Linked DNA regions of Homo sapiens: region 2 is linked to region 1. A link is a loop called in an ENCODE intact Hi-C map of the cell type or tissue named here. Cell type or tissue: GM12878. All regions are shown on one strand. Links, peaks and the distances in the headings refer to the core of each region. The heading gives the core; the rest is flanking DNA. Region 1 overlaps ROBO1 (roundabout guidance receptor 1). Region 2 overlaps ROBO1 (roundabout guidance receptor 1).

What was found. A loop is a pair of places that touch in the nucleus more often than their neighbours do. Peaks named below come from ENCODE experiments on the same cell type or tissue, not always from the same donor. Only the 100,000 strongest peaks of a DNase experiment are listed, where the experiment ranks them.
Region 2: a loop joins it to region 1, with 2.4 times the contacts of the local background. A loop is called at or near these places in 2 of 110 quality-filtered maps.

The regions. Positions count from the first base shown.
Region 1 is chr3:78,862,240-78,879,187 of GRCh38, forward strand. The region is part of intron 4 of ROBO1 (roundabout guidance receptor 1); the gene reads right to left. Among named protein-coding and RNA genes, the nearest start is that of MIR3923, 640 kb to the right of the region's middle. RefSeq lists a silencer at 13,660-13,954. In GM12878, for the core only: no CTCF peak of the experiment used is centred there; a DNase peak (open chromatin) is centred at 9,014; H3K27ac peaks cover 255 bases.
Region 2 is chr3:78,967,955-78,984,902 of GRCh38, forward strand. The region is part of intron 3 of ROBO1 (roundabout guidance receptor 1); the gene reads right to left. Among named protein-coding and RNA genes, the nearest start is that of MIR3923, 530 kb to the right of the region's middle. In GM12878, for the core only: no CTCF peak of the experiment used is centred there; no DNase peak of the experiment used is centred there.

The DNA of each region.
Region 1 (16,948 bases), core at 4,349-12,348:
GGAAAGCAAGAGAAGGCATAAAGGCAATCTTTAGGGAGAAAAGACCAGCCTCTGAATGACAGGAGAGAGAAAAAAAATAGGAAACTCATTCTGATAACCACTAGGAATTGAACTGCCAACAAGTTGAATGAATTTGGAAGTGAATTCTTTTCTATAGCCTTGAATAAGGAACGCAGCCCTATCAACACCTTCTTTCCAGTCTTATCAGACCCTAAGCAAAACACCCAGCTGAACCCGCTCAGACTTCTGACCTACATAAATTGTAAGATATTAAGTTTGTGTTGTTTCAAACTGCTAAATTTGTGGCAATTTGTGAAGGCAGCAATAGAAAAATACTACAACAAATTAAAAGCAGAAGTACTGTCAAGGATGTGAGGATCTGAGTGTATTAGAGTACCATAGGATTGATTAATCCATGAAAAGTCAACAACAAGGAAAGCCTTGGTAAATTTAAATATGTTAAAAGTTAATCATTTATAAATATGGTCCTTAGTTTTTTTCTACCCTGAAGATACTTCAGAGATATGATATAAACCTCTCAGCAATTAGCAGAGGGTAGTACTTGGGTGAGGAATGTTTATATCAGAATTTCCAGAGCATCATGTCATTTTGGTAACTCTGATACACCATTTCCCTAAATTCCCCTCCATACTTTCTCTACTCCAATTAGTTGAGAAATAGCAGCTTAGAAATATCAAGGACCAGCTCTGAATTCTGAAGACATTATTTAATGAAGCTTAAGCTAATGCTGCCCTAATAAGATCCAGTTTTCAGAAGAAATAACTGACTACTTCTATAGCAGTTTAATATCTAGAAAAACAACAACAGTGATTACGGAAAGTCATTATTGAGTACTTACTCTGAACCAGGCAATGTTCTGTATGGCATATCTCATTTAATTCTTTCAGTAAACCCATAGAATGGTCTCTCTAAGTCTCTATTGTTCTGATGAGGAAACAGGAAAAATGAGTTCACTAACGTGCCCTGTGTCTCACACCTAGTGAGTGGTACAGGCCACAGGCAATTTAGAGACAAATATTATCAATATCTGATCCATTTAGAACTCTATGAGCCTATGACATCCACTGAAACTCTCTCCTATTTTATATAGCCCATACTTGTATTTTTCCCTACCAACTTTCAGATTTTTACAACTAAGTGCAGGAAGGAGCAGCCAGGGGGGAAATGTGCAAACTATGTGTGAAGAAACCGTGTGAATGCAGAAACCTAGCCAGGGGTAAGCCAGCAAAGGAGGTTCTGCCGAGGGACTGTCAACTGCATGCATGGGGTTGGGGAAGGTAATCTCCCTACCACTGAGCCAACAGCTCCTCTCAGAAACTGCAGGACTAAAGCCAAAAATTACACTTGTTTTATAGTTTCTTCATTTCAGGGGATTCTTTGAATCTGAAATTTCATATACTTGGTTTCAGTCCACCATGTTCTTTCAGTTAAATTTCAGCTGCTTTTAGTTAGAAGGCTAGGGAAATATGCCAAAATATACCCAACAAATGCAGTCGGCATTGCACTGCAAGCTATTTCTGGTCCAACTACCAGGAGTTGAAAGAGTTAGGGATGGGAGAGTCCCTCCACCGTCAAAATCATTTTTGGTGAGTGCTAGATTGACATATGTCTCATCTGGGATAGTATGGAAGAATTCATGGCACACTGATTCAGCTGAGAATAACATAACTTTTTATGTTCTGCAATTAAAATTTATTGTTACAGCAACCTGTTGCCTGTAAAGTGCTAAGGGATTACTGCCATCATAGCAATATAAGGGCCTTCAGATAGCTTGCTTGCTGCTTTCTATGCTATTTACGTAGTTCACAATTACATTTACTCCTTCTTCATCAGGAGGAATATGTTAACTTATTACTTTCCAAACCACACTAATCAATCCTATTCATCCCTCTCCTCCTAAAAACAAGCAAACAAAACAAACAGTTGGCTTCATGGCTTATAAGGGAATGCCATTTACCTTTTCTTGAACTCTTTCCTTTGCCTTGAATGATGGTAGCTCTTAGCCAAAAGAAATAATTCTGGCATCCACAATGTTTATTAAAGTGAAGACAAATTAATTGCCTAGTGGAAGCAATTTAATTTGATGGAATTTCTATATAAATTGATATAGCATATCCCCAAGGAAGCATATACATGAGGGTCCTATACCTTAGTAATTTTAATAACATTTAATTTATAAGATGGCATACATGCAAATATATTTTTCAGACACAAAAAAGGGAATAAAGAAGGCATTACTTTTTACAAAGCAATGCATAATATTTGAACATTGATTAATTTCCTAATTACTAAATTGAAGTTAAATTAACCTTGAAATTCATTTTCAAAATTGGATGAAGTAAATACATGTATTTTGAATTAAATGTAACCATTTTAGTATCTAATGGTAATATCATGAGAATTTATACCTCTCATCTTAACTGTAATGCATGTATGTATATATACATATATACACATGTGTGTATATATACATACATACACTATGTTCTTTTGTAGAACTTTTTTTTAAGTCACCTCTCTAGTTTAACCCTGTTTGTACACAAGAAAAAAAAAAGATTTTTCTTTCAGAGGAGAGCAAGAAAAAAAGAAGTATAAAGAAAAAGGGTTACTACTACCCAATGTTTAATTATAAGATCTTCGTGATTATAAATGGTTTGAAAAAATGGCTATAATTTTCTTTCACCTGATAAATTTTCACGTTTGATCGCTACTTTTTTGTATTTGGTGGCAATATCTTTACTAAAACAGACTTCTATTTTTGCATTACCATTCACTCATTTTCAAATGTGATACATTATTTGAATTGGACTGGTGATACTACACAACTATTTTGCCTGGCTTGTGGGAAACTGTTTAGATCAGGATGTATGTCTTCATATTTGACTTATTAATTTGAACTGGAGTACTCAACCACAGATCCCTTTGAGCAGTACTTAGGGGAAAAACAAATAACTGGAACAAAATGTATAATCAATGCCAAATAAATAACAATAAATTGCTGTGAAAATTGCCATAAATGTCACAGCAATACTTCTGTGGTGAAAATGCTACATTGTTTTGATTTTTATCACAACTAGTGAGTATACTTTAATATCAAAATGATAAAATATTTTCTCACCACCATATGCTTTACTCATTTGGGGTTACATAAATCTGTTGTTCTAGTTTTAACCTAAGAATGTCTCACAAAAACTTCATGGCTTGATGAACGCTTTTTTTTTTTTTTTTTGAGATGGAGTCTCGTTGTGTCGCCCAGGCTGGAGTGCAGTGGCACAATCTTGGCTCACTGCAAGCTCCGCCTCCCAGGTTCAAGCGATTCTCCTGCCTCAGCCTCCCGAGTAGCTGGGATTACAGGTGCCTGCCACCACACCCAGCTAATTTTTTGCATTTTTAGTAGAGACGGGGTTTCACCGTGTTAGCCAGGATGGTCTTGATCTCCTGACCTCGTGATCCTCCTGCCTTGGCCTCCCAAAGGGCTGAGATTACAGGCATGAGCCACCGTGCCTGGCCATGGATGAACTCTTTTTTACTATACATATAACATATTGTCTTGTATAATACAGTTATACATTTACAGCTCATTAGAGTTACACTTTGCTAACTCAAAAGGACAAGACTCCTTAGTTGACAAACCAACATTCCAATATAAAGTATATTTAGCCTTACATTCAAACACTGGACATAGCTCTCGAATAGAGGATATACATATAGATCTCCTAATATCTGTATCAATATCTATATGTAACAGATGGATTCAGCCAAATTCAACTGTAACAAAGATATTTCTTGGAAAATCTGTCTCATGTTCATCAAGCAAACTCAAAATATTGTGCATGATGGAAAATAAACATACTTATTTTCTTTGTATTTTATATGAATATTTGTATACTTGTAATTGTCAGTCTGCTTATAATTAAATTTAAAACAGGAAAAGGGAATAAAAGACAACAATATTACAAAATTATTATAGATGAATAACAATCATTTGTCAATCAAAAGCAATAGAGCATTTAGAAAACTATTTCATTGTTTATAAATACTAATATTTGTGTGAGTGAAAAAATTCATACAGGACAGCATTTCCCATGGGTGTCCCTCGGATCACCAGTGCCTAAAAAGGGATGCCTTGCCCAAAATAAGGTAGAGAAGATAGGACTGCTAAATGCCACCATTAAGAAATCTGTTTTGCCTCTATTTGCCAAATTTATAGACTATAGAACCCTTCTTTCCATTCGCACCCTCCCATGCCATTTCCTTGAATGTACATGGTTTAAAAAATAATAAAATAAAGAAGCTAATATTATATAGAGCTAGAACCAGAGATATATTTTGTAATAATGCATTGTTGTAGGGTAAATTTGCATAGTAGTCCAGGTGACTAAAATGAAATACATTTGGGAATCTCTGAACTCTTATATTGTTTAGTAAGTATTCACATAATCCTTGGGGAATACAGACACACCTTAACTTACATGGTTTTAAAATGGAGATGTATAGTGATAGTTCATATAAGGCTCTGTCTATATTGCATTTATCTCTTGAGAATAGAGGGGCAGGAGTAGGATAATGGGAGAGAAAAATAAATATAGTCTGTAATTCTAGACCACGAAAGATCTCTACTGGTGTCACACTGTGATACTACACGTAGCATCAATTTACGCAGGAGAGTTTTAGACTGTAATAGATCCATTTGTGCTTCAGTTACCACTAACCAAGAATGCGATTACAAGAAGACAAAAATTTCCACTACGTTTGCCATTTGTATTTGAAAGACTTGGTCTATCATTAATTTTGACAAATTGGGACATTATTTCCATTGAAGTTTCTGTTTATCCTGGATAACAACTCAGTATTTCATTAAGGAAATTCGTTGCCCTTAACTTGAATATTTGAAGGGATCGTTTCTTTACCGCAAGCCCAAGCAATCAGTTCCATTCCTGTGCATTCTTTTCTTCAGATTATTGTTCCATGAAGCTACCTTGTCAGGAAACTGGAAAACTGCCTCCTTCATTTCTATTACCTTAGAAGTATTTGTTGACTTATGATTATATCTCCTTTCATTCTCATGGGATAAGAGCAAAATGCTAGCAGTCTAAGAATACAGGAAATTGAAATTTTGTCACCTGCAGAGGACTAAAAAGTGTTTGATTTTTTTTCCCCTTCTATGTTAAGAAAGGATCTCTTGTGCATGAAAGAAAATTACCTTCTTTTCAGTAAGACACATCTGGAAATATTCTTAACTATAGTCTCACAGAATGACTAAGAAAGCTGATACCAATGTTTTTGTGATTTATTACAAGAATGCAGTAGAGTCTTTAAGGGATGTTTTCTTTTACTCAGCTATTTGCTTGGGAATCATGATGCAACTGATAGCCAGAAACAGAATTTTCTCCACGGAAGGGCATTTTGCTCCGGATATCTATACACTGCATCAAAATGGAGTTGAAACCAAATAACCCAGTGAGCTCTTCAGACTTCCAGAAATGCCTTCCAGCTTTTTTAAAAGCCAAATCAGCTACAAATTTTCTTCAAGTGGCCCACAATAGAACCCTTATCTTGTGATTCATAAAACCCTCAACAGAAGACTTTTCTGCCATCTCCGAAAATCTCATACTGTGGGGCAGAAAATGTGACTATAGAAGAATAACACAATTTGCCTCAGAATTGAGACTAATAACAGAACCTCTCCGTCTATTCTTGTCTTAAAGGCCTGTTAGAATCTCGACAGGGAGGAAAGTTTCCCTGCTGATAGAGTTGTAGCATATCAAAAATGAATCATGAGTACAAAGAAAGATTATTCTGTTCAATGAGACATTTCTTACACCCTTACTCAGGCGACAGCATTTCTGCCTAATTACCCAATTACTACTGACGTAAGGTATATGGAGAGAATTAAGGGCATGAGGAAAGGGAGCACATGGAGCTGCCAAGATGTGATAATACCATATTCCTATTTCAGTAATGTACTGAAAAGATCAGAGCACAGAAGAAAATGAATATGGTAAACATTGCAACATACTCAGTAACAAGATTACTTTAAATACTATGAATGATGTCAGTGCAAACCTTGGAGGTCTTAATGAAAAAATAAATTCAAGTTCTAATTTGGAATTGAAAAAGAAAAAAAAAGACTACCAAAAAAGTTGACATTACCCAATACCCTACTTAAATAATAACAGAAATAAATTTAATATGTGTTTAAAATGTTATTGTCTTTTCTTTAAATAGTGGCATCGCTTTTAATATACACAGAAGAATTATCACCTTCTTTAACAACATAGTCTGGTATTAGAGATCACACACTTTAATCCATAACTTAAGGCACTAGCCAAAGGTAGAGACAAAACTATAATTGATTTTGATTGTTAAAATCCGCATGCTAAAATTTCAGGATAAAATAAACACAGGAAAATTGAGCCTTATATAACACTGAAGCAGGAAGGGAATTATGCACTCAAGCACAGCATAAAAGGGGAAAAAAACACACTTGGTACATCACAGCTGTCTTCCATTACATATAATTATCCATTCTCAGCCTGAGCTAGTGAACAAAAGCTTAGAAAGAACAATGGGTATGTAGATGTCAAAAAGGCAATATTCCCCTTTAAATATGTAACCTGTTATTTTTTAAAGAAGTGTAGATAGAACAAGAACAACTTATGTCTGTATTATAAACTTTTTTATTTTCTCAAGTTTGCAAAAAGTGATGTTAAACATATTGATCAATAAGGAATTTTTGCTATCAGACAATAAGTTATGTAGTTACTTCTGCTTTAGAGTAAGAATAAAAAAATTAAATAAAATTTTAACTTGGGACAAATAAGCATTATAGTTTTTTTTAAGAAACTTTTTTATTGCAACAAACAATTCAATGAAATTGAAGTTTAACTATTTACCTTATTCAAATTTTTATCACCGTTATAACCCCAATATTTTTAGGGGTAAAAAATTTGAATTCATCTGCCTCTTTAACTGATCAACTTACCCAGTAATTAAACCTATGTGTAATATCATATGGGTTGACTCCATTTAAACCAACATTTTTTTGTGATAAGGGTTTTAAAATTTTATATTTGCTTTCTACCCACAAACAATACATTTTAAACAAACGTTGATCTTTCTTTATGTATGCTACAGTGAAACAATGTAATGAGGAGTAACTTTAGTGTATAGCTCATCAACATTTGGTCATTCTTTCAAGGATTCAGATGCTTTCTATGGCTTATTTTACCCTGTTGCCAGGCTGGAGTTACAGTGGCATGACATGGCTCACTGCAGCCCCAACCTCTTTGGTCTCAAACAATCCTTCTCCTTAGCCTCCTGAGTAGCTGGGACCACAAGTGCGCCTCCACACCAGGTAAATTTTTTTTTTTAATTTTTGGTAGAGGCCGTCTCACTATGTTGTCAGGGCTGGTGTCAAACTCCTAGGCTCCAGTGATACTCCTGCCTCAGCCTCCTTAAGTGCTGGGGTTACATACATGGGCCGCCACCCCTGGCCTGGCATATTTATTTAAACTACCTCAGCCCCAGTTTCATAATCTCAAAGAGAGAATATTAGTAATACCTTCTTCACTGAATTGTTCTGTGGATTTAGTAAATTAATAAATGTAAACCAGTGCCTGACACATAGTAAGCACTAGAAATTATTGGTGATTGTTACAATTAAGATTAACTTTCACCTCAAATTCTTCCTTAACTTTAAAAAACTTGGATTGCATTTTATAATATGGTTTTCAAAGAACCACCACACCTGGCCTTTCTATAGCTTTTGGAAATAAGTTGATACCATGGCAACAGAAAACAAAATCTTATGGAAAATATAGGTCACAAACTTAAAGCAAAGAACAATCTTATTTTTAAGGAGCATTTTTGTCTTTCATTTGTATTCACTGTTATTTTTCATCTGCACCAAATCTGTATACCACCTTTGTCTCTCTCATGGTTTGTTCACTTGATTTGCCTTAGAGGTCCTGACCCAACCCCGTCCATTTGCCTAAAAGTGACAGAATACCGTAATGAAGTTAAGTTAGTAATAATTCCAGAGGTTGCTGATATTAGGGTTTGTTCTGATACTCAATACTATCTTCAAGCTCCCAGACTCTCACTTACGACTTCTACATGCAAGTGTGTTTTCCATGTTTCCTCTTGTAAGCAAAAGATGAATCCTGCAGATTGAAGCATCTCATTCTCACACAGTATTCTCAGAAGGACAGAAGAGGTTAAGAGTAAAAAAGCATTCTCTTGCATTGCCTTACAGGGAAGAAATGATTCTTACACAAGAATGTCCTCAAAAGGACAGAAATTGGTAGGAATAAAAGGCTTTCCCTTGCACTGCCTTACCAAAAGGAAATGTTTCCCAGAAGCACTAGAACAAACTTCCTCTGTAAACAGGAATCATGGCTGAGCCCATCATCAATGGCAAGGATTTTAAAAGGATTGCGAAAATTGCTGAGCCAATCAGGACTTATCCTCTGGGAGTGAACACAAGGCTTTTGAGGTAATTTCAAAATACTGTTAGCAAGAAAAACCATTGAGCAGAGACCGAGAAGTGTCACAAGCCAACAGTACCTGAATCTTTGGACCTGGCCCTCTACTTAACTTAGCTACATGGCCTCGATGAAATTTTCTTTCCTTTGTTAACCTGTTTCCAGATATGCAAAATAGGAATAAAAATAACCACACATGCTTCATAAAATTATTTTAAAGGGCAAGTAATATATTATATGTAAAGTACTAGGTCTATTCCTGGAATATAGAAAGCACCCAGTAAATTACATTTCTCGTTAGCTGTTAGGGTGCTATCAAAAATACGAGATGCTGCATCACCTCTGTTAAGAAAACCTGCACTTGCTTGTTTGATTCCAAGAGTCACCTTCTGAAAGAAAGCAAACCCAAAGCCATGTGAAGACACTGATGCCCATGCGAGTGTGAATGTTTGGAGAGGGATGGAGAGCGGCACAGGGAAGTGTCATAAAGCCTGGTTTACCTTTGTAACCCTACATATGAGCCCACATTTCTCAGAGCCAGTCATTAGGAAGGTCTGTGGTTTTTCATGTGAGTCAGTTTCATTTTTATTATGTAATTTAGAATACACTGAGCTTTAGATTTTCATCTTATGCTTTAGGTTTTCATCCTTTCTATTGGTTTATTAAATTCCTTTTAAGGGATGAAAAACGGAGCTTTCTGATCTTAGCTCTAATTTCCTACGGCATCAGTTGATTTTGCTACAAGATGATGTTGTGTGTGTGTGTTTTCATTCACAGTGCTACTTAATTTAAATAAGATGACATACATTTTACTATGGATCTGATAAAAATTAGGTTGCTACTTTTGCACAATTTTCTTTGTATTATACTTATATTTTTCTAATTCTGTTTTTACAATGTGTGAAAAGAATGCAAGTTAAATTTTTGAATCTACTGTCCTTTCATAGCGCTCAGTACTAGAAAAAGACATTATTTGCATTTATAAGCTTTCACAGCAAAAAAAAAAAAAAAAAAAGAATTTGTAAAGCTAGGTTTCTGGTTTTATAAAAAAGTAACCAACTAATGAAAAATTTTGGTCTGACACAGACCTATTTAAGAATTTCTATATCTATTACCTAAAAGTGGAATTACCCCACCTATTGCTGTAATATCATGCTGCTGATGCTCAACTATATTAAAACACACAATAAAAATGAAAGAAAACCATCTGTCTTTGCTTTAAATTCATGACCCATCTATTTTAAACACAAGAGCTTTTCTGTCACTTGCTATGTTATCGACAATATGAGACTTTAGGTTGAGTCTAGGTCTCTCTGGGCCTTATTTTATTGCAACTATTTTATAAGATGTGAGCATAAGTTGCCTAGCATATCACTGTTTTCTGAGACTTGTGATTACATATACTCTAGCCTGGGGAATTTTCTGACTTCTAACAAATACTCTTTTCTGTGACTACTTGTTCTGACCATCCCCCTCCATTTCTCCTCAACCCATCCTCCACCAAACCTGACTGATGTTACAGTAAGTAGGGCCACTCCTGGGGGAACACAGACAACCTTCCCAGAACTGCCTGCGTGCTTTGATAGGGAAGTGACTCCCAGCTACGCTGAGTTTGGGGGAAGGCACAATTGTCTGGTTTGATAATCTTGTCTGGACTTTCCAGCTCTGCTCTTGTTTCAACTTCCCCTGCTGCAATCTGAATCTATTCTGGAATCCTAACGGACTGGGAAAGAACAAAAGAATTTTTTTTATTGTTACAAGGTTGATGACCTTCTGTTTGATGTTTGACAGTGAGAAGGATTAGTTTCTTTTCCTAACAATCATTAACTGCCTTTGCAACCCTAACATTGTATCAAACAAGCACAATGAAGAAGAAATTCTGTTTAGTTAAAAATTCAAAATTAAATACAAAGTGTCAGGGAGGAAGTGGGGCAGTGCCTAGGTATTTAAAAGCAGATGAGTTTTCAGGTTGTAACACTCACGTTATCAGTAAGCTCCCTGGACAAATCAAGGCATTTGTCCTTCCAAGGTTTTATTTAATTCAATAGCTTGAGTATAAGAGTTACAGAAATTCCCATGATACTGGTAATTCCCAAAACAATGTTTCTCACTTCAGAAATCTTAAGTGAAGAAATACTTATAATATGAAGTAGTAAGGGTGTTTCAAAAGAATAGGTCTTTGTAAGATTTACAAATTGTAATCTGTTTATATTTCTTACCTCAGGAAAAATAGTACATCATTTACAGTTAAGAAAAGGAAAAAATGCCTGGATTAAACAAGACTTACCTGATAATGTTCTTTCCTTTCTTTCCCTTTGTGGAATAAATATTAAGAATCCCATATTCTATTTTATTTACTTTAAATTCTTTTCCCTCCCAAAAACAGTCTTGGGGGAATATTGAAAACTCACCTCTATATATTAAAGGGTTATGTTTAAGTCTCTAAATCAGTCAGCCTCTCTCTACTTCCTACTTTTCTTTCCTCCTTTGTCTCTCCAAGGGAACTCAGGTAGTTCCGTCAGTCAAAAGGGGATGCATTGTGCCACTGTACTTGGACCTCCCTCTGGAGATATCCAATTTTGTCCTATCTCTTCCTTCGAAAAGAAAATAGATGAGCTGGCTAAACTGTTAGATCTCACTTCTGGATTCTCCACAGAATTCTGTCTATGAATTGAAACCCCAGCTGAAACAACATCAAAAACATGAATTCCAATTTTTTTTTCCAGAGTGATAGTGTATGAACGTGTTTAATTACTTGTCATGTGCTTGCGACCAAGTAAACCTCTTCTTACCTATGAGTAAATAAAAAATACGAAGCCAATTTTGGAAAATATTCCTACAAAAATTTCTAATATTTGAATCATATAAAGGGCTCAATATAAAATTAAATGATAAAGGAATACTTCTTCAACAACTAATACTTACTATCATGTATATTCCTGAGCGAGGTTAGGAAATTTTTAAAAAATGCTTTCCTGGGAAGAAAAGTTGAAGAGTTAATGAATATTCATTTTCTGTGTTCATCTGTTTCTTTTCACGTGACTTTTATTTGGGCCATAACTTTATGCTGGAAAGTTTACACTTCAATTGTCTCACTGAATATATACAGCAATACTATGACTAATATAGTTACTTTCATTTCAGTTTTACAGCTGAGGAAACAAGGACTTTGGAAATCAAGCAACTTGTCTAAATTTGGATTCAAACTCAATTTGTTTCTGTAACCCATACTCCATTTATCACATACCCCCTTGGAAATTTAAAGAGAGGATTTTTTTTTTAATGATATGTGACTTCAATTACTAACCTTAAAGTATGAGCAACGGGCATAAGCAAAGATTTTTCCATCTTGCATTTTCAAAACAATATATTGAATCAGATTAGGTATTAAAATATACTCAATCACTGTATCAAATTGCAGCACTTCTAAGAAAACGAATTTTAGCCAGTGCAAATATACTTAGCAAGCACATAGTAGGTACTAAATAAATGTTTACTAGGCAACTGCTTATTAAAATACACCTTTATTTCATTAATATGCTGTATTATTTTACACACATAAAACTCCATGTTGTGAAAAATGGTGAGGTAAGATAATTTTTTCTCAAAATTCATAGCCTTTTAATAACTTTTTAAAAGCCAACTTAAAACTAATTTTAAATTATATAAAATGTTACCTCAAAATTTGCATTATAACTTATAATGCAAATGCTAATGTATATAATACTAATACACCGTAATAATACATATATTATAGTTACAATATGAGGTCTTAACAACCAGTACTAGAGAGGCTAAAAATGCAGGGGCAAATAAATCTTTGAAAACTTTATGTCATACACTTTCAAGTATTCATTATATTATGGTTTACTTTTGCTTTATACTAATTATTAGCTCAAAAACATTTATTTAAAAAATTGAACTAGAATTTTAAAATATAAAAAATTTAAACTAACAAGTTAGTCAGTTTTACTATTAGCATCAACCATTATAAGTAATTCTTTTCTATAACAGATCAAAATCTCAGTGAAAATTCATAAACCACAATAGTTGTCTCAAATTATTTATGTTGTCAAAATAACAATAAGACTATTGTTACCTCAATAATAGTTACCTCAAAACAAATACCTCTATTCTATTTATTTATTAGATTCAAATAAATAATCTTATATTCAAATTCAACACCCATCTGTTTCACTTTGAGAATGCACAAATAAATGAATCCAGTAACAAATGAGAGCTTCAACATACATTTAAAGATAGAAATCTGAACATAGATGAGGTGTGTAGAACTGTACTGCAATGTTAAACCAAACTATCATAAATCTACTGAAAAGTCATGGGAAAATTAGAGAATTCCAAAACTTGGAAATGAAATTTTTTATTTTAAAGTTCTGAAAAACAAAATCAGATGAGTCTTCAGTCTGTACACAAATGATCTTGGCACTAATTTCGGACTTCTTATGAAGTGATTCATTTTTAAAATAGATTATAAATGATTAGAAAAGGAAAGGAATAATCACTAACATAAATCATGACACCCATTAGGTTTTCTGGATAGTAGATCAGCAATTGTGATAAAAATCAAATGACATGGAGAAAGACTGAGAGAGACAATTAGTAAGCTTGAGAGCAAAAGCAAACTCAACACAATTAAAATAAAATGAAGAAATAAACCATAAAGTCTGGGATCGTGACATTATATAAATGATATAGATAAAATGTAAATTGAAAAACAATGAAGCCTTATAGTTAGGGTAACCTGGTTTCACTGATTACTAACTTATAAAGCTAGAATAGAAAAAAAAATCAATTGCATGCACTCGGAATAGCTTATGGAAATATTTACAAAACGTCCACCAGTCCAAAAAAGACTGAAGAGAGGGTATGTTGCCAACTGAAAACTATCAGAATTCTGGCCAAGTATCCTGGCAGTCTCCAAACATCAGAACATTCATTCAATTTGGTTTTAGGAAGCAAAACGTTACAGAGAGAAGCATGAAAATCTGTCCCACCTGGAGATTAAAAGCAGAATCAAAGTGAAAAATATCAAGCCCTTACCTGACACATGTTAGGAACTAACAACTAAAAGAAAAAGGAGTTATTAGTAAGTCCTTCACATGTATAATCTGTACAATTTAAAATCTACTTTAGTGTCAGATTTTGTTACCTGAAATCAATCATCATTTGCCAAAAGAACTATATCAGCATAGTAAATATAAATCAGGGCTTACTTAATGAAGATTCACCAATAAAGAATGCAGAATTAGTGTGCAAGACTTATTCACATTATAAGAACAGTAAAATGACTAGAGAACACAAAGTGCCAGGAATAGAAAGGAAAGGTTACTCACAGTTATGTAGTCAAGAAAAAATAATAATCTTCAAGGATGAATGATGTTGTATTTTCAGAACTCAAAACTATTTCCATGTTTTGAAAAGTATCAAGTTGCATAGTAACATATGCAAAATTTTCAAAAGAAAGATAAATTTTATAGCATTCAAAATAGTTCTACAGAGTGTAACCAAACATAAACTAGTGCATGGATTTAGAGACAACTATACTTGAAGAAAGAAAATCTTTAAAAAACTGTATCAACTTAGCCATAATTATATCTTGTTTTTATGAAGACCAATTAACTTGATTATGTGTTGTGCTTATTGAGATTGTCGTATAGTCTATTAATAAGTTCAGAGAAGTTCATCTTAAGGTAGTAAAAAATTTAGTAAAAAATTAGCATTTGGCTTTCAAATATTTTGCTACACACGTAATGCACTGCAATTGATACAACTGATGATTGTTAGAATAATAAATTCAATTGATCCAATGTGAGATAAAGTAAAACCACATAAGAATACATGAAAATTCCACATTTAAACCAAATAGAAAGTCAAGATACTCTTAAATAAGCCAGTCACTAATACAGCTGTCCGATGACAACCACTCAACGTCAACACGGGAAACATGGTAAAGAACGTACTGTGGAATAGTCTATAGGAATACATCCTGGGAAAACTCTGCTGTGTTACATTTAAAATACAAAAATACATTTGGTCAAACCAGATAAATACAAGAATAGATACGTGAAGACTCTAAACCAAAGGTGTATCTTTAAAATTCCACTAGATTTTTTTTTTTCTATTTGAACTATTAAGACCCTTTATTCAAAGTGTAATAACATCATTTGGGATTAACTAGGTGTGACTGCATGAGTTTGTTTAAGGCCAATTATTATGTGGCTTGGTGTCTACGACAATCTCTGCACATTCAATAGGACATAAGCAAGAAGTATTATCGCTGCTAGATCCAGCGACCTACAACAGGGCCTGACATGTAGTAGCCAGTGAATACAATTTATTAAATAGATAAATGAAAATTAAAATGATAAACACAAAAGCAATCAATGTTACTGACATTTTGTAATACTAGACTTGGTAATTTGGGACATACATATAATATCCACATTTTAAAGTATAATAAATGAAAAAGAACATAGAAAAGAAATTATTGTGGAGCATTTTAAGACCTCCAAGAATACATCTATTGAGAACAAGAAATTCTGATGTAAAACTAACATTTCCATGTGAAAGAGAATGGAAGGACAATGGAATAACAAAAGAAAGTCAGTGAACACTGTTCTATTCATTAGAACAATTCTCTGATATGAAATAACAACAAGAATAAAAACATCCCTAAAATAAATCTAATTGAATGAAAAAAAAATAGTACATTGGCTTAGGCTGAATTTCAAAAAGAAAAAAAATCAAACAGATATTCAGATATCTTAAGAAATACTTAAGAAAAATAAGTCTGGTATATTTTAAAAAATAGCACAGGTCTAACTTTTAAAATAGTTTAAAGTAATGTGAGCATTATTGCACACTTCTAACTAGATTTTTAATTTTAGTATCTCTCAGACCATTCCTAAAGTATCCCTGTAAACAGAGTTAAAAAGTGTCTTTGAATACAAGGTAAGCCTTCCTGCTTTTCATTCATACAATGAAATATTATTCAACAATTAAAAGTAACATATTCATGGAGGAGCCTCCAATATGTGCTATTGGAGCTGAGAAAAATAAGAGCTGAGAAAAGGTAACATTAGTATAAAATTGTCTCACACTTCTTGAATTTTGTGCCACATTGAAAGTTTTACACCTACTTCAACTAAAAATGCATTTTATTTAGGATTTCCAAATTGGGACTATAGCATATATTTGTGCAGGCATCTGGCTTCCGACAGCCTCTTGAACCTGCTGGATGACGTTTCCTATGCATATCCTCCCATCACCTTATCAATTTTCACTAAGGATTTCTTTTGCTTGAGGGCCATCGTTCTCAATTAAAAATGATAGTACTTTAGGAATGCTCTTGTTTAAAATACCAAGAACCCAACAATACTCTAATGCTGAGTAATCCAGGCTGTCACAATGAAAACAATTTACTCCCAAACCCACCTTCCAGTTCAAACCCAAACCTCAGCAAAACTCCAATGTCTAAATGCCACAGACCTTGCAAGATACTAAAAAGCTGTGAGATGTGTAATTTTAAAATACTGCAGCCAGGCGCAGTGGCTCACGCCTGTAATCCTAGCACTTTAGGAGGCTGAGACGGGTGGATCTCCTGAGGTCAGGAGTTTGAGACCAGCCTGGCCAACATGGCAAACCCCGTCTCTACTAGAAATACAAAAATTAGTCGGGCATGGTGGTGGGTGCCTGTAATTCCAGCTACTTGTGAGGCTGAGGCAGGAGAATCGCTTGAACTGGGGGACAGAGATTGCAGTGAGCCGAGATCACACCACTTCACTCCAGCCTGGGCAAAAGAGTGAAACCCCATCTCAAAAAAAAAAAAAAAAAAAAAAAAACTGCATAATGGGCACCTGTATTTTTAACTACCTTGGAAATAACCAGCCAAAATAAAATAGACAAGTTACTGTCTCAATCATAAAAAAGTTAACAGTATCATACTTAAGCTAAATAGAGTATGTGAAGCAACTTATCTATCTAAAACTCTCATTTATTTTCAAAAACCACAAACAATGCAATAGGAAACTCATAGGAGATTCTGTAGACCAAAAGTTGAATATCACCTTTTACAGTCTAGGTAAAAAGTACCTACTTCCCTATATAGTTAGCAGATGACAATAAACAAATAAATAAATAAAATAGTGCAATTACAAAAACCAAAATTTTAAAGTGCATACTTGGATATTTTGTGTCAATATTATCCTTTCAACGTGGGGAAAAATTAGTCACTGTATTTGTTGTTGCTGCTCTTTGAACTTGTTCACTGTCTTGCTCCTGCAGTTGTCTGCTCTTTCCTTAATTCACTGTGTTCTACTATACTTCTGCCTAAAACATTTTAAACTAAACTAAATGGTATGTGTAACAAATTTTTTGATTTATGCTAAGTTGGACTTAATAAATATTAATAAAGCATATAA
Region 2 (16,948 bases), core at 5,165-13,164, 110 kb after region 1:
AAACTTGCAAGTCATTTTGAGATTAGAACGGCAAACAAATAAATGTTTTCATTTCAGTTTAAGAAACTATGAGTGGAGGGAAATCAATCTTTCATCTTAAACACAGTTTATTTTTAAAGTTCTGTTACAGAAGTATCAAAAGATCTGCAAGTTTTATTTGTTATCTCATTGGAGAGGGCATGGAATTTAATTTTAAAGATAAACCACTTTTCTATGTCAATTTTATAAGGACCTTGAATGCTAACAAAACACTCAGGTGGGAGCCACAGGAGTCATGAAATGGAAAACATGTCACTTTATAGGAACTGTATAGATTCTTTTTTTTTTTTTTTTTTTTTAAGGCAGAGTCTCACTCTGTCTCCCAGGCTGGAATGCAGTGGTGCGATCTTGGCTCACTGCAACCTCTGCTTCCCAGGTTCAACCAATTCTCCTCCCGAATAGCTGGGATTATAGGTGTGCGCCACTCACATGGTGAAATTAGCAAGCCCAGCTACTTTCACCATGATGGGGATGGGGTTTCACCATGTTGGCCAGGCTGGTCTCGAACTCCTGACCTCAAGTGAGCTGCCTACCTGGGCTTCTCAAAGTGCTAAGATTACAGATATTCTTAAATAAAATAGATATTTTAAAATGATCAACTCTTTGGTCTCCAAAAAGAAAAAAAAAAGGCAGTAAGAAGAAATTAAAGAATCAAATTTGGCCAAATTTCACTCAGTCTTCTTTCTTTCTTTTTTAGGAGTTGTTTCTAGGTCAATTCAATAACAATACAAATAAGAAAGTATAAGTTTTTGTATTCTACAAGGTGCAATGCATCCTTCTTGGCTGACAAATAGGTTTCATTCAAATAATATACCAGTAAATTTTGTATTACATTTCATTACTGGTAAGGTTAAAAGATGAATTTTATAACAGGCACAAATAGGCACCAGTGTTTTCTGTATTTTATCTTAATGAATCTCCATGATATTCCTATTTTTAAATATTTACAGATGGTTAGAAAGGAAGGCTCAAAATAGTTAAGTACTTTGTCTGAGGTCTAATTTTTAGTAAATAACTTGTCTGTCTCATCCTACTCCAGTAAGCTGAAATCATCTGATTTTTGTGAAGCTGAAGTATATATGAGTGGATCCCAAAACCTTATTGCATAAGCATTGCTCCATAAACTAATAAACTACTCTTTGGAAAACAACGCTTTTTCCCTTAAATATAAGAAGATAGTTATAATTGATAAAATATATGGTTTATTTTTAAAATTACTAAATTCCTAGAAGCTCTGTTTCTCCAAGTCAAATGGCTGCTAAACCTATAACTACTATCAACATGGAAGCTCAAATATTAAAATCAGGTCCCTACATTCATAAAGGATGAAGGTGAATGTGGTAGAAGACAGCACTACAAGTCTACAAACAAAAAGAATACTTAACTTCCATTTCCTTTTCCTAGTAACTATTTTGAATCACATATTAGTTACATTGCTAATCACTTGACACAGAATGTTGGAAACATGATAGCAGAGTAAGGTTGACAATAACATATTTTATCCTGACTCTAGATCAGGGTATTTGAAAATGACTATAATCTTAGTAGAATCAAATAAATCTATGGTGAACTCCACTTCCTGGGCATTCTTAGTCAATCTGCTTGGGAAGTTCAGTATCATCTGAGTACGCCTACTCAATGCTGCATGTGTTGCACTGAAACAGCAGCCTATTGTGACGTGTCTGGCAGAGCCACATGTGGAGATTTTAATCCCTCACATTTTCTGAAGTTTGACTTTCAAAAAACCCAGAAGCCAAACATATGAAAAGGATTATTTTATACAAAAATCATATGGACACAAACTTAATTTTCCATTGCACATCAAACTAAAAATAAACAATAATTGAAGAACCTGGTTTTTGCAGACAGTTAAATTACTTTATTATTAAATGTTGCTAAATACTCAGTGAGTTACGACTGAAACATATTTCACACAAAAACAAAAAGATAGATAAAAATTATTCTCATTTGAAACTTTGGCAGTTTTAAAATATAATCTTTTTGGATACATAGGGGAAAGAGAATGACCTACAAATGGTTATTGTGCCAGTTTATATTTTAGAGCACATTTTATTTCTTAAAATGAGAGGACAGAGGAGCCAAAGACTCATTAAAGGTGAAGAAAAAGAGAAAAAGTAAACTTACAATAATTACTTCAAGAGAATATATTTTTCATTATATTGATTTTGAATATATTAAATACTTTTCAAATGAATGATTTCCCAGCACTGATGATTCTGTAGGACTGATAATAATATTTACTTCACAGATTAAATAATTTAGAAAAAATTACTCAACTAGGTAATATATGTTCACATAACGATGTCTCCTTTCTGTTTTCCTTCTTTGATGCTGGCTAAACAGACCAAAATAATTTCTGATTTAGAATAATACTACACTGCAGGGTGATATAAACAGCTCTTTTATCACAGGCGTCCAACCTTCAAACAGTGAACTATATCTACCCCTACCATATTTTAAGGTACTTTAAAGTGAGATTTTATTTACATGTTTTAGAAACTAAAATCATAATTGTTGTTTAACTATCACTTCCCCAAATCTGAAAAATAAATAGGTTAAGAAGTTCTGAATTCAAATGACTTGTCCAGGGATTTTAATATTAAAATAATCTATAACCTAAACTAACCATAATAGTAGAATAATTAACTATTAAAATGACAAAAAAATCTTTGCAGAGGTAATAAGGAAATCATCTTCCAGAACAATTATAATTTATCCCATTTAATTCACAAGAAATGGATGCTTTTATCATCCCATTTACCATAGGGATATGGGTAATAATACAGTCAAGTGACTCACCCAAGTTTATTCAGTCAGTTAGTAATAGGGCTACGATTTCAATCTAGGTCATTTGATAGCAAAGCTCTTCTCACCATAGTTGATATCTCTGAGTGTTTATTGTTAGTATAGATTGCAAAAAAAAAAAAAGTCACTGTATCCTCATATGTGGCAACAACAGAATTAAGAGTACAAAGAATATACACATACAATACTAGAATACACATATGACAGTGTACTAGAATACACAAAAGCAGTTTCTTAGATTTGGTTCAGAGTAGAATCACTGGGGAAATTCCTATTAAAAATGTCCAGGGGCCAGCTGTGGGTGGCTCATGCCCATAATCCCAGCACTTTGGGAGGCTGAGGTAGGTGGATTGCTTGAGGTCAGGAGTTTGAGACCAACCTGGCCAACATTGTGAAACCTTCTCTAAAAAAATACAAAAATGAGCCAGGCATGGTGGTGGGCATCTGTAGTCCCAGTTACTCGGGAGGCTGAGGCAGGAGGATCACCTAAGCCCGGGAGGCGGAGGTTGCAGACAGCCAAGACTGTGCCACTGCACTGCACTCCAGCCTGGGTGTCCTAGCAAGACCCTGTCTCAAAAAAAGAAGTGTCCAGGACTCAACCCAGGGATTCTGATTTGGTAGGTCTAAAGTGTGGCTCCAACTATGTTCATTCACCAGACTATAACCTAAAAAAATGACTGAGAACTGCTGATACACAGAAAAGGAGGTCTTGCTACAGGAAAATGGGTTACCCTCAAAAGAATAAAATGGGTAAAGTGGCCAGGCCAACCATACTGCTCAACCCAGGAACCCTGATATACCTCTAACCTGCCTAACACAAAACCAAAACGTTTAGAGATCTAATGGACAAATAAAAGAGCTTCTATGCAATAGTATGAGTTAGATAAAAAATCAAATACTTTGTACTGACATCTTTTAAATATTTTTTTTGTTGTTGTTGTTGTTGTTTGTTTGTTTGTTTGTTTTGACAGAGTCTTGCACTGTCACCCAAGTTGGAGTGCACTGGTGCCATCTTGGCTCACTACAACCTTCGCCTCCTGGGCTCAAGCAATTTTCCTGCCTCAATCTCCAGAGCAGCTGGGATTACAGGCGCCCGCCACCATGCCCACTTAATATTTTTGTATTTTTAGTAGAGAGGTGGTTTCACTATGTTGGCCAGGCTGGTCTCGAACTCCTGACCTTGTGATCTGCCCACCTCGGCCTCCCAAAGTGCTGGGATTACAGGCGTGAGCCGCCGCGCCCGGCCTTAAATCTTTTAAAATATCTCAAAAGTTAATTAAACACATTCCTTATAAATAGTCATAACAAGGAACATAGCCATTGGTCATATGAGTTAATTCTCACACAGATGACTACAGTCCACAGTGTAATTTTATAAATTCCTTTTACTTCTTGCATGAACAAAGGGCTTAGTTTGAGTATTTTCCAAGAAGTGTCAAAGGCAAACCTTTGAAGGTCTATTAAACAAACAGGACAGTTCTTTCAACATCTGTGCTTTGAAAACCAGGTCAACGCTACATAGTATAATCATAACATCATACCTTTCACAAACATGAAAAATGGATCCACGGATTTACCTTAAAATAGCTCTAGAATTTTTCATTTTGAGAATTTGATGATATAATATTATGACAATGATATTACAATTTGAAAACAAACAATGTACACAACTCTGGTCAGGGCTGTACTAACTAGAGTTGTATTATAAGCTCACTAACATATAAAGAAATTAGACAGTGGGTGGCATTCCTAATTCCATTCATGATTCGTTTTCTTTCATGGATTGGTTTAAAAGATTATTAAAATCATTCATTCCCCCTCATTGTTAAGGGACAAATAGAAATTTTCTTCAGCTACATATAAACTTCCCATGGTGGCAATTTTTTGGTGATAGTGGGAAAGTCCTTGGCCTGTACACCCTTCCTCTGTTTTTCAGATATCAGGTTCCATTCCTCGATCACAGTGGTAAGCAAAGGCCTCAGGCTGGTGATACCAATTACTGGTACCAGAATACACAGATGACTAATGTTGGGGAAACTGGAATCCTTCCTGGGATTTTCCTACCTGGAGCTGGCAGGGGAAAGCTATTAGATTGTGAGATGCCAAGCATCATGTTTGCTCTTGCACAGAAAAAAGATTTGTCTGTAAAGTAGAAAAATAAAACAACCACACAAAAAGAAGCAGAGAAAAGAGAACCAGAGCACACTGATGGCACTCAGTCATTAGTTTCACTTGGCTTTTAAGTCTGATCCTGCCAATGCATTTTCTATGGCTTGAGCAAATGAGTCAATGAGTTTTTGCTGTCTTGTTGTTACTCCGTGAGTTTCTTTTGCTTGCAATGAAATAGTCATAATATACTAATTTCCCTATTAATTCCAGCTTTTCCTCCCTTGGACTGTGTCACCATGGAAAACTTGCTAGAAATTTTATGTTATCACTCCTCCACTTCTCCATTGCCTTCAAGGCTCTCTTTATCTCCTTGTCTTCCATTAAGCCTTGTTAGACCAATATCATCCATGTCCCCTTTGTACTGAAAAAAAGACCTATCTTCTTATCTATGACTAATACTCAATTATATACCTTTCATATATATATATATATGAAGCTATATATATATAGAAGCTATACAAGAAGCTATATATATAAGAAGCTATATATATATTATATATATAAGAAGCTATATATATATTATATATATAAGAAGCTATATATAATATATATAAGAATATATATAAGAAGCTATACATATATGAAGCTATATATATATATATATATATATAGCTTCTTAGGTTAATAACAGCTTGAAGGTAAACTTTTTTGCAATCACCACAGATTACTATATACTTCCAAGCATACAAGGCAATTAAATAAATTCTGGCATACTTTTCATATTTTTCAGTGAGAACTGAGGAAGTAATGTTAGCTAAAAATTTAATTTATTCAGATGAAAAAGGTTACATAAATATCGCATATTTATCATATATCGGTTCTCTGAATTGTTCTAAAGTTTTTATTCTAAACAATAATGTCTGAGGTGGACATGTAGTACAGTCACATTAAGTTTCTTAGAGAATTATTTTCAAAACTCTTGAGTGTGTATCATATTTTCCTTACAAATACGTAATCAGCATTGTACAACTTTGGTCTAGCAGAAAGTTATAAGACTGAGTAGATGAGCTACCAAAATGAAACTGTTAAGTATTCACCAAATCAAAAGCATTTTTCTTAAAGCAAAATATTCTTCCTGTTTTAATTTCAAAAAAAAACATCATTAGCGAATAATTTTTAAACCAACTTATACCTAAATTACTTATCTTCAAATATTACAGGCATCCTGTATTATATTTGCATCATGGGCCAATATAACAATTTCTATTAGTGTACAAATAAAGTCCATGGTACTCATTTCTCTTGAAATACAACATTAAATGAATATGTTTCAACAATGTCAAAGAGGGAGAGAGAACGAAAGGGAAATTCCAGTGATTCAGAACTTTAGACTTAGGAAATTAAAAAAAAGAAGAAGAAAAAAAAGGACACTTTTCTTGATGGAATGTGTTTCAATTGAAAACCGAATCAAAACTCATGGTAGCGGCTGTGGATTCTTTAGACAGATGGTGTCAACAGACCAGTCGATTAGTCAGCTTGGCAATAGAAGGATAGATAGTTTTACGAAATGCCACCAAACTCAATATACGAAAAAAAGAAAGAGGCATGAATTTGTACTCTGATACTTGATCCTGGTTACTGCATGGTTTGTAAAATAGGCTACTCTTGTCACCAGCAGTTTAGAGTTTCCTCGTTAGATTTTCATAGAAATGGTTCTCAGAACACAAAGCCAAATCCCAGAAGGGACAGCTGGGTTTAACAGGTGAAGAGATCACATCTAATGGTTTTTCTATCCAAGTCCCTCTGCTGATTTTCTTTCTTGTTTTCATACCTAATATAAACTAACAGTATCTATTCCTATTTTTCAAAGATATATCATTTGAGAATGGATAAATGAAGACAAGCAAATATTGTACCCCAAATTTAAAAGTCCCTATTTATAAATACAAATACAATAATTTAATTTTTGGTTGCTCAAGGTAAAATTCTATATTAGATTACATTTAGTCAAGCTAAAACTAGTGTTCAATAATTTTTTCCCCAAGAGCCTAAGACCATGTCTACTAATGCTGCCAAATTAAATCAGAGCCAGAAAGTTTAATTTGATTAGTAATTTTCCTGGTGAGTTTGGGGCCCTTCTAATGTAAATTAGAATTTTTATTAAAATGGGAATGAAAGCAGGATACTGAGCCCTACAGAGAAAACAGTTGGTTAAGGAAACGGGTCCTGCCTCTAAAAAGTCTCTTAGACTAATCTCACTCTTATATCTTCAATTTATACTTAAACTAAAATATCTTCCACACCAGCTCTGACAGTAAAAGCCAGTTAAGTGTACATGCTAATTAGCTCTGAATATATCATAGCATGTGAAAGATTATCTCCTATGTTCATGTCTTTGCTTACATATAAGGGGAGTTTGATCAGATAAAATAACTTTGGTAACAATTTTATCAGTGGTTTCATAAAAATAAAGCCAGTATGCCTTCCTGAGAATATTGAGAGAGAATATTGAGGGCACAGTGGATAAAAAGAATGAGAATTGGTTCTTGGAGAGACTCTCAATTCTGCCATTTAGCTAGTTGTGTAAACCTGGGTGACCAGTTTCTTAACCTTAGTTTCCTGGTTTTAAAAAAAGGGAGAGGGGATAACCACTGAGAGGAAATGAAAGATAAGGTAGAAAAGACTTAGTAGAGCCAGACATAAAAACAAGCTTTTAATAAGTTTCTTTTCAAAGCTAAAGTTTTTAGATCACAAATTTCTAGACAGCAAATGAGCAATGTTGAGGTCAAGAAAAAACAGTTGTTGAATATGTGATTACATAAGCACTGAAATTAATTCGTCCACCTCTTCCATAGCCCAAGGTATTCTGCAACAAATACAAAAAGGAAGAAAAAAGTACCAACTCTTAAGTGGTGAACATAATTATGTTTCTATATTCATGTGATATTGCAGACCATTATTTCCTAACATTCAACTTTGATCCTGAAAATGCTTTACTTGGTTTAAGGCAGCATAAAGACCTTTACTCAACAAATACTTAAAATATACAGCATAACGTAAAAGTCAGCCTAATTTTGTTCTTTTGTTAATTGTGTTCTTGTTTTTGTGTTTTCTAAATCCTAAGTTTAATCAGAATTGGTTCTTCATTCTATTAATAGGCTATGGCATCGAATAAGTGCTAAGCAAAACAGACTCAGTGCAATACACATGTTAGAACTGCTCCAGAAAGCGCAGTCTCAAAATCAAGAGCAAAGAATTAAGGCACAGTACTGAGAAATAACAGTGGCAAGAAAAAAATGGATCTTCATCCTATACTATGCAACTGAGACTCAGGGTCATCCTGCATCCCAAAGTTCAGACAGGAGCAGTTACCTGAAGAATAGAGGAAAAGGATAAAGTAGCCCTAAATCATGTAGTTTCATTAGTACTGTTAGTGCCCACCCACTTCTTGAGCCTGACCTGAGGCTGTCTCCACTGTGCCGGTGAGTCTTTGCGCTTATCAGGAACCTATGAGACTGGAGATCCCTCAGGATTCCAGCCTTCTGTCTGCCCAGATTTACATGCAGCCTATATTTTCGGACAGAGCTTCTGGCTTAAGGCACATAACAAGCCAATTCTTACCTTTATGGTACCCCACAAACCCCTCACTAATTGTCAACAAACTCTTGGCCCTTTTCTGTCTCTCTACAGCAGCATTTGCCCAATTTTAGTTCTATCTCAATCCTATGCTGATTCTGTATTTTCATCAGTAACTAACTGAACCTATATACTATATATACAGCTATTCCTTTTTGAAGTCTTTCTTCACTTAATATAACCAAGGGTGTATTCCTTCATTGTGAGAACACTAATAATGAGTCCAGCAATTAAAGCACATGAGATAACCCTATGCATAAGAGAGCAAAAACAATATATTAATTTTCTCCAAAACGTCTTTAAAGACCACTATATATGGTTGCCATGTAAACTGCACAAATTATAGCAAACCTACGTATTACCTCCTTACATTTCAATGATAAAATCAGAACTTTGTGTAACACCAAGTGCCATTTTCTTTAAATTTCTTCATGCTATTTGAAAAGGGGATTCAACTAGAACTTTAAAACAAAACTCAAAATTGGTAAAACAAAAACAAAAACAAGAACAAACAAACAAAAAACACTTCTTTCTCTTGTAAAATAACTATGGCCATTTAAGCAGAATATTTCCAATTTTCTACAGATTAAATCCCAAACCACTTACCTTGTCAGTTAAAATCATCCACAACCTCATCTCAGTCTATCTTTTTAAACCTCAATTCCCACAGTTTTCCTCTAATTTAGAAAAATCAGATTACTCACTGAGATTCCCACATGCTTTGCTTTTTACTCACACACTTCCCTCATCCTAGAATTTCCTTTTCTTTCCCATTACTCTCCTTTTTACTCTCTTCTTCAAGATATATGATTAATTAAAATAACTTTTTCTGGCTTGAAATGATTTCTTCCTGAAATGTTTTAAATCATTTTCCTTTGTTCTCTGGAATAATTACTTAAATTGAATAGAATATTTATTTTCTTCTCTCAAACAGCAATGTAACCTCCTTAAGAACAGGAACAGAAATTTTTACATTTTCATATTCTAACTGTAGCAATTAGCAAAGGATCTTGATTCAAGCAGTCAATATATATATAATATATATTTTAAAAAAAAAGATTATTCCGTAAGCTACACTGAAAAGAAATAATGGAAAGTATAAAGGAAACTAACCATGAGAAAATAAAATCTCCTGATCCACCTAGAAATATATACCACAATGTTAGTGTCACACATTTGGAGGTTCCTTACTCCTACTCACTGAGGTATGCACTACTGCTCACACTGGTAATTAGGATCACTTAGGACCTTACTGAAACTCTCACCAGTCTCTGTAGGCTGAGAAAAACTACTTAACAGTCTATTAATGTTTTTAATATCTATATAGTAAGCTGTTTTAATGTATATAAATGAATTTAAAAATAATTATAATAGTGCCATCTAAACTGGCAAGACAAAATGTCCTGCTAATTATTTTTAAACATTACCAACACATTAACCATAAACTGCATGTATTCAAATCTGCAATATGCAGCTCCAGAATCTTAGTTATTTTTGCTCTTTTTTCAAATACAGAAGAGTCTCAGTCTAGTTAGTTAAAGATTTCAAAAATTATCAGATTGAATTGACTGTAGATGATATTTTGATTTCAGATTTACACATTATAAATGACCTATTGGTTCACAGATTAAAAAAACCAGTAAACATATATGCTTCCATCTAGTGGCCAATTCAATTAACCAAGGTAGTGGGGGGATGGAGAAATGAAGAGGGAAATCCATGTGTAACTTGCAATCTCCTTTCAACCAAATAACCCTGTCCTCCTTGGACCAAGTTTCTAGACTAGGTGTCTTCAGTTTTTACTTCTTCCATAGACTGCTGCTTTACATTTGTTTGAAATGCTGAGAAATGACAACACTGGTATTAATAATACTAATGGCGACAGGCACTTTGGGAGTCCTTATTGAACGCCAGGCACCACACACAGTATTGCCCATATTATCCCTAAGCTTCACAGTGACATTATAAAGTAGGTAATATTATCCTCATCTTGAAGGTAGAGAAACCGAGACTCAAAGAGGTGAAGGACTTTCCCTAATGTCCCATACTAGTTAGCAGCACAGGGATTCAATTCACATCCAGGTCTAGTTCTGCTGGTGCAGAGCCTTGTACTTTTTCCATAATATTCTGCACGATTAAAAGGAAGTACAGTATATAAAAAAGAAGTAAAGGGCCAGATGATCCTAAAATAGATCTTCGCTCTCAATAATGAAAATCTGACTTTACTTAAACTGAATGAGTTAATTTTAAAGTTCTGTAGACTGTATTCCCACCATCTCCCTCCCAGCTGAGGTCAGATACAGCTAGAAATCTATTCTCCAACTATTTACAAACCTCCTTATCAACATTAGTACTCTTCAAGTTCTGACATCTCCCTTCAGGGCAGAAGTATTTATTTAATTATCAAGTACAGCTTGAGGAACATCAGGCTCTTATTCATGGTTAAGTAATTAAAAACGGAAAACACATCACCAAGTGCCTAATATATGCAAGTATGAATTGGTTCAATTGGTGAATGTTTCCCCAGACTGCATTTGTTTCTTATGGACGGGTGCTGTGTTCCTGTCCATGCCTCATGGCTTTCAGGGTTTGCTAATTAGTGCTTTCCTAATCCCATTCAGAAAACTAGAGCAAGTTTGTGCCATTCCCCTTCCATAAATGAGTGGTCACTGAGATTAGGTCAAGCCAGCTCAGCCTACAATAGCATCCTTAATCAGCCAACGTGAAATAAAAATGAGGAAAAAATCCGGGCTTTTATCTCACACTGTCTTTGGAGCTAATTAAAATGCACAGGCTCTTCCTGCCGTTACAACCCTGCTGTTCCATACACTAATAAGGCAACAAAAGGTGCTGAAAGCAATGGACTGAATAATTGTTGAAATTTACAGTCCCTTTAAGGAAACTGTTAAAAGATTTCTGTCTCCTCAGCAATGTAGATAAAATTCTGACAAAGTATCACTAAGTAAGATCTCTCACATTTATATTAAGAATCTCAGAGATTTGGGGAAACTTAGGATACTATAAATTGATGACTGTTTTTCCTGACACTGTTTTACTTCTTTAGCTTTCAACCCCCTTTACTAACCAAAGAGTTAAAACAACACTATGTTCATTGAAATCTGTCCCCAGAGTGCAGAGGGAGCTCTGCTGTTTTAAGGGGGTCTATGAAAGCCCCCTGGCATAAGAAACAAAAAGGTGGGAGGGGGAAGTGAGAGAAGACAGGATGCGGGCAGAAGGAAAGAAAATGAATACACACACAAACACACACACACACACACGAGATCTACTTGGGCTCACACCCTTCCTAGTCATTTTACCCGCCAAAAATAAATCCTTAAATTAATAATCAACAGTAATAAAACTGCTTTCTAAAATAGAAAAAGCTTTTGATCTTCCTGTTCCCTGCCTCAGGGTATTCCTTATATTTATTAAAACGCACCTTGAGCATGTTACAAGTAAAACAATAATTTCCTACACTTTAATACATGTACAAGCATATAATTTAAGAAAACATTTGCCGAGGGACACCATATGTTCCAAACACATATATTCAATTAAATTAATGTTATAATTATATTTAAAAATCAATACATTAAGTAAGAATTCAGCATGTTCAAAGAGGCACATTAGCCCAAAACTGTAATTATAAGAAACTGACCTACCTTTCTAAGACTGAGCAGGATGTTAGATGTCTGGACAGATGGTAAGGATTACAATCACCACTCCTTGCCTCCTGTCCCACATGTACCTCAAAAACATCCATACGAACAACATACAAACTTTCATCTGTGTTTGGCATAATGTCACCATGCCACAGCATTATGAAAACTTCAAGAGGAATCAACTACTTTCATGAACCTACACAAAAACTCTAAATATTTTAAAAATATAAATACACAAGGTTACCATTTTAATAAAGCATTCTTTTCCAACAGGAGAATATTCTTTATACCAAAAACTTAAATATCTTCTTGACTATCTTCATCACAGGTTTCCACATGTAAAATTGCTGTTTCTCTGAAGTCTGATATTCATTTAACACAAACACCGTAACAATAACTACTAGTGTTTGTAGCATAGGAAACTGGTTGAAAGATCTTCAGTTAAAAACACCACCACCACCAAACTTTCCATCTTATGTGGAACTTAGTTTCCTAGGTCTTTTTTCCCCCTTGCTTTGGTATATGTAATTCTATAAACCTCCTCAAAACACTTCAGTCCATGGAAATAAATAAAACTTACACCCCTGGTAAATACAGCTAAGATAACTCATAAAGAGAGATAATATTAACTATGAGGAAATAATTATTGGAAATAACTTGTGAGTTTTAAAAATATTTTAATTTAAACTATAAACTACTACCAACATCCAAACTGTTGTTACATTCTAAGTCATCAAAGTCAGAGGATGATGACAGTCATTCGTATAAAACATGGGATATGTGTTATATGTGTTAACTTAATAGTTTCAGCAAGATATGAAATAGATATTACTGTTTCATCCATTATAGAAATGAGAAAACTGGAGCATAAAATGTTTAAAAAAATTCGACTTTCCCAAGCTCACATGGCTGGTAATTGGGCATTGAGTATGCATACTTAATCATATGCCATTCTACATAATTAAATAAATTATAGTATATTACAGTTTATTTTATAGTACCCTAAATAATAGTAATGGTTCACATTTATAAAGGGTCATAGACTATGAATGTTAAGATCTTACACAAATTCTCATTTAAATCTTTCAAAAGCCCATTACCATCACCCTCTTACATGACTATCAACCAGCATCTCAAATAACAAAGAAATGCCCCACATTCACTACACAAAACTCAGGAAGCAGTAGCACTTATGTCTACATTAAATACTGAACTTCTTGTTTTAATTGTGGTAAAAAACATAATATGAAATTTACCATCTTCATCATTTTTAAATAGACAATCCAGTAGTGTTAAGTATATTCACATTACTGAGAAACAGATCTCCAAAACTTCTCTTAATCTTGGAAAACTGAAACTCTATATACTCATTAAACAACTCTCCCTTTTCCTCTACCCTTAAAGTAGTACCAGGGCTCAGAGAACAATACCCGAAGTATAGCACTTTGTCACACTGAGCACTTTTGGATTAAAATAAATTGGAAGGGCTTGAAGGCCGCCTCAGAACCAAGGACTTCCCAGCCTTCTCTCATTTCTCCGCTCCCATCCCCTGGCCCCTGCCAACACACACACACACACACACACACACACACACACACAAAAACACACCCACAGTGAGGGACTTTCCCTAGAAATTCCTGAATCTGAGAAAAACTTCTTCCCAATGAAATCCAACTGTCTTAAAACCCCCACTGCAGGAATCTCATAAAAAACAGAAAAGATTAACCACCCAAGAAGAAAAAGACTAAAAGTTGTTGCCACATCCAGACAGCCTTGTTCTGTATTCTACTGAGGGCAGCTCCCAGAGGTTACCTGGGAGACATTATCTGCATAATTAGACAACCTTTGTTCACAGGAAAGTTCTACCTCTTGCCTTTCCAAAAGTTGTCATCACCTCCCGCAAGAGCTCTGAGGACATTTGTCCCAGGCAATCCTGTGTTCTTTCGGCTCACTGATTTCTCCTAATAATCATTTACTACCCCTCGGAATTACCTACACCCCAATTCCTTCTCCTTTATGAAGAGGGGTATATAAGTACCTAAATCTCATTGGATTATTGAGTAATCACTCTCCTATGATTTTCCCGCCTGCATATTAATACCTTTGTAAGCCTTTTCTCCTGTTAATCCATCCATTGTCAGTTAATTACAGTGAAGCTTCAGAGAGGACAGGGGAAGTGTTCCCTTCACTCCTACAGTATTCAAATAATGAGCATTTTTGCATCATACACACGTCTATAAACAAACACACATACATCCCACCAAATGCTAGTACTGGGTTTAAAATTGCATTTTGCTTTAGGAAAATAATATCTTAAAATTATAGAAATATCAGAGATGCTGACTTAAAGTCATTTACATTGTAAAAGTAAGCCCCATAGCTGCCTTTTTGTAAATTTTACTTTTTTCTTTTTTTTCTTCAAGATGGAGTCTCACTCTGTTGCCCAGGCTGGAGTGTAGTGGCGTGATCTCGGCTCACTGAAACATCCACCCCCCAGGTTCAGGAGATTCTCCTGCCTCAGCCTCCTGAACAGCTGGGATTACAGGCATGCACCAACACGCCCAGCTAATTTTATAGAGATGGGGTTTCACCATGTTGGTCAGGCTGGTCTCGAACTCCTGACCTCAAGTGATCCACCGGCCATGGCCTCCCAAAGTGTTGGGATTACAGGTGTGAGACACCACATCTTTTTTTTTTATTTTTTTGAGACAAAGTATCACTCTGTGGCTGGAGTGGAGTGGCATGATCATGGCTCACTGCAACCTCTGCCACCTGGGCTCCAGGGATCCTCCCACCTCAGCCTCCCAAGTAGCTGGGACTACAGGTGTGAACCACCACACCAAGCTAATTTTTGTAGTTGTTAAAAGAGATGGGGTATCACCATGTTACCCAGGCTAGTCTTGAAACTCCTGAAATAAAGTGAGTTTTTACATTTTCAAACAAGAAAAACAGCTGAGGTCACTGGGAAAGGTTTTAATGTGCTAATCGCAGCTATCTATTAGAGCTAAATGTCTGAGAAAGGGAAATTTGAAACTACGTAACAACAACTAAAGAACAAGTTTACACACTCCCTTCTTTTCACCTTCTCCCCCTATACACACATCTACAGGCTAATTTCCTAAAGGGAACACAAAAACAATTTTTAAATTAAATTACCACATGCACCATATTTTTCTTCATTGCTGAAATGCAAATGCAAAGAACCCTCGAAGACGTTTAAAGAATCTGCTTCTCAATTCTCAGAGTTCAGGACATTTGCTATAATGCTGATCAAAGAAGCATTTTGTATTTAAATGGCCATAAGATTCAAGTATTCAAACTTTGCATAATAAAAAGGTAGAACAATCTAACAAAACTAATAACGTAATCTCTATTTCAGAGGCTGAATCACACTTGACAATATAGAGAATAATACAGAAAATTACAAAAAAGTTAAGCAACAAAACACAAAAATCTTTAACATAAAGGGATAGACAGGTCTGATTTTAAAATAAATAAAAAGGCAAGGATGTGACCACTGTCACCTATAAATACAAATATTTGAGTACTTAAGTACTTGAGAAACTAGCGCCATCTTGGTTTCAGCTGGAGGGCGACTGGAGTGGCAGGGGTAAAGGGTGACACTGATAGGTTTATTGAAAGTGAGGAAGGCAAGCTTCTTAAGAAGAAAAATTTAAGGCCAAATGGCTCAGTTCAGTTAGTACAAGTAACTTGTAATGTGGAAGTGGCAAAGTCCAATAAGGTGAAACATAAACATGGTTAGGAGAATTCATGCTATTCATGCATATTATCCATGAATCCATGCTATCCATGCATTAAAAATAACATCATTAATAACGAAGAATAATATAAAAAAACTTACATTATCAAGGCTTTGTGCCAGACACTGCTCTATGCTATATTAATATTTTACTTTATTCCCTCAATAATCTAATGAGAGGACTGTGGTGGTGGTGGTGATGATGAGGATGATGATGATGATGACAATGACCATGATAATTTTATATATCCACTTTAAAGAAAGGGAAATGGAGGCTTATAGATATCAGGGGAGTAAGTTGAGGCAGTCCGACTCCTGAGCTTGTGTTATTTCATGAGATGAAGAAAATTAGCAGTTATTGCTAAGCTTGCCTTTCCCAAACCACAGCTGAGATGATTCAGAAGGTAGATGAAGGGAGAGAAGCCAGCTAAGAGTTTGTTTCAATAAACATCAGGTTCACAACAGAAGGATGTGAGAAGTATACAAGCAAATAATCAATAATACTTACACTGGGAAAATAAAAATGAAGCGAAAAATGTTATAAAGGTATTTTAATGCCTTTCCGGTCCATGCTTTCAGTGTATTTCTCTGCTCTTTTAGCTCTCAGAGCGGTATGATGAGTGAGCATGATGTAGTCTTCCCTATTCCTCCTCTACCCCAGAAAGGTTTTCCTTGTTCTTAGTTAAGGATGTGGAAAAATGGGCCATTCGGACAGCTGGCTAAGAGATGAGACTATGTAGGCAACTACAACAAACTTGTTCCAAGAAAGTAAAACAAAGTGATGGCATTAGCATAAAAGGGCAGTATTTAAAAGGTGTGAATGTTAAATGGGGAAGAGAAATACAGTTGACCCTTAAACAACATGAGTTTGAACTGTGTGGGTCCACTTATACGTGAATTTCCTTCAGCCTCTACC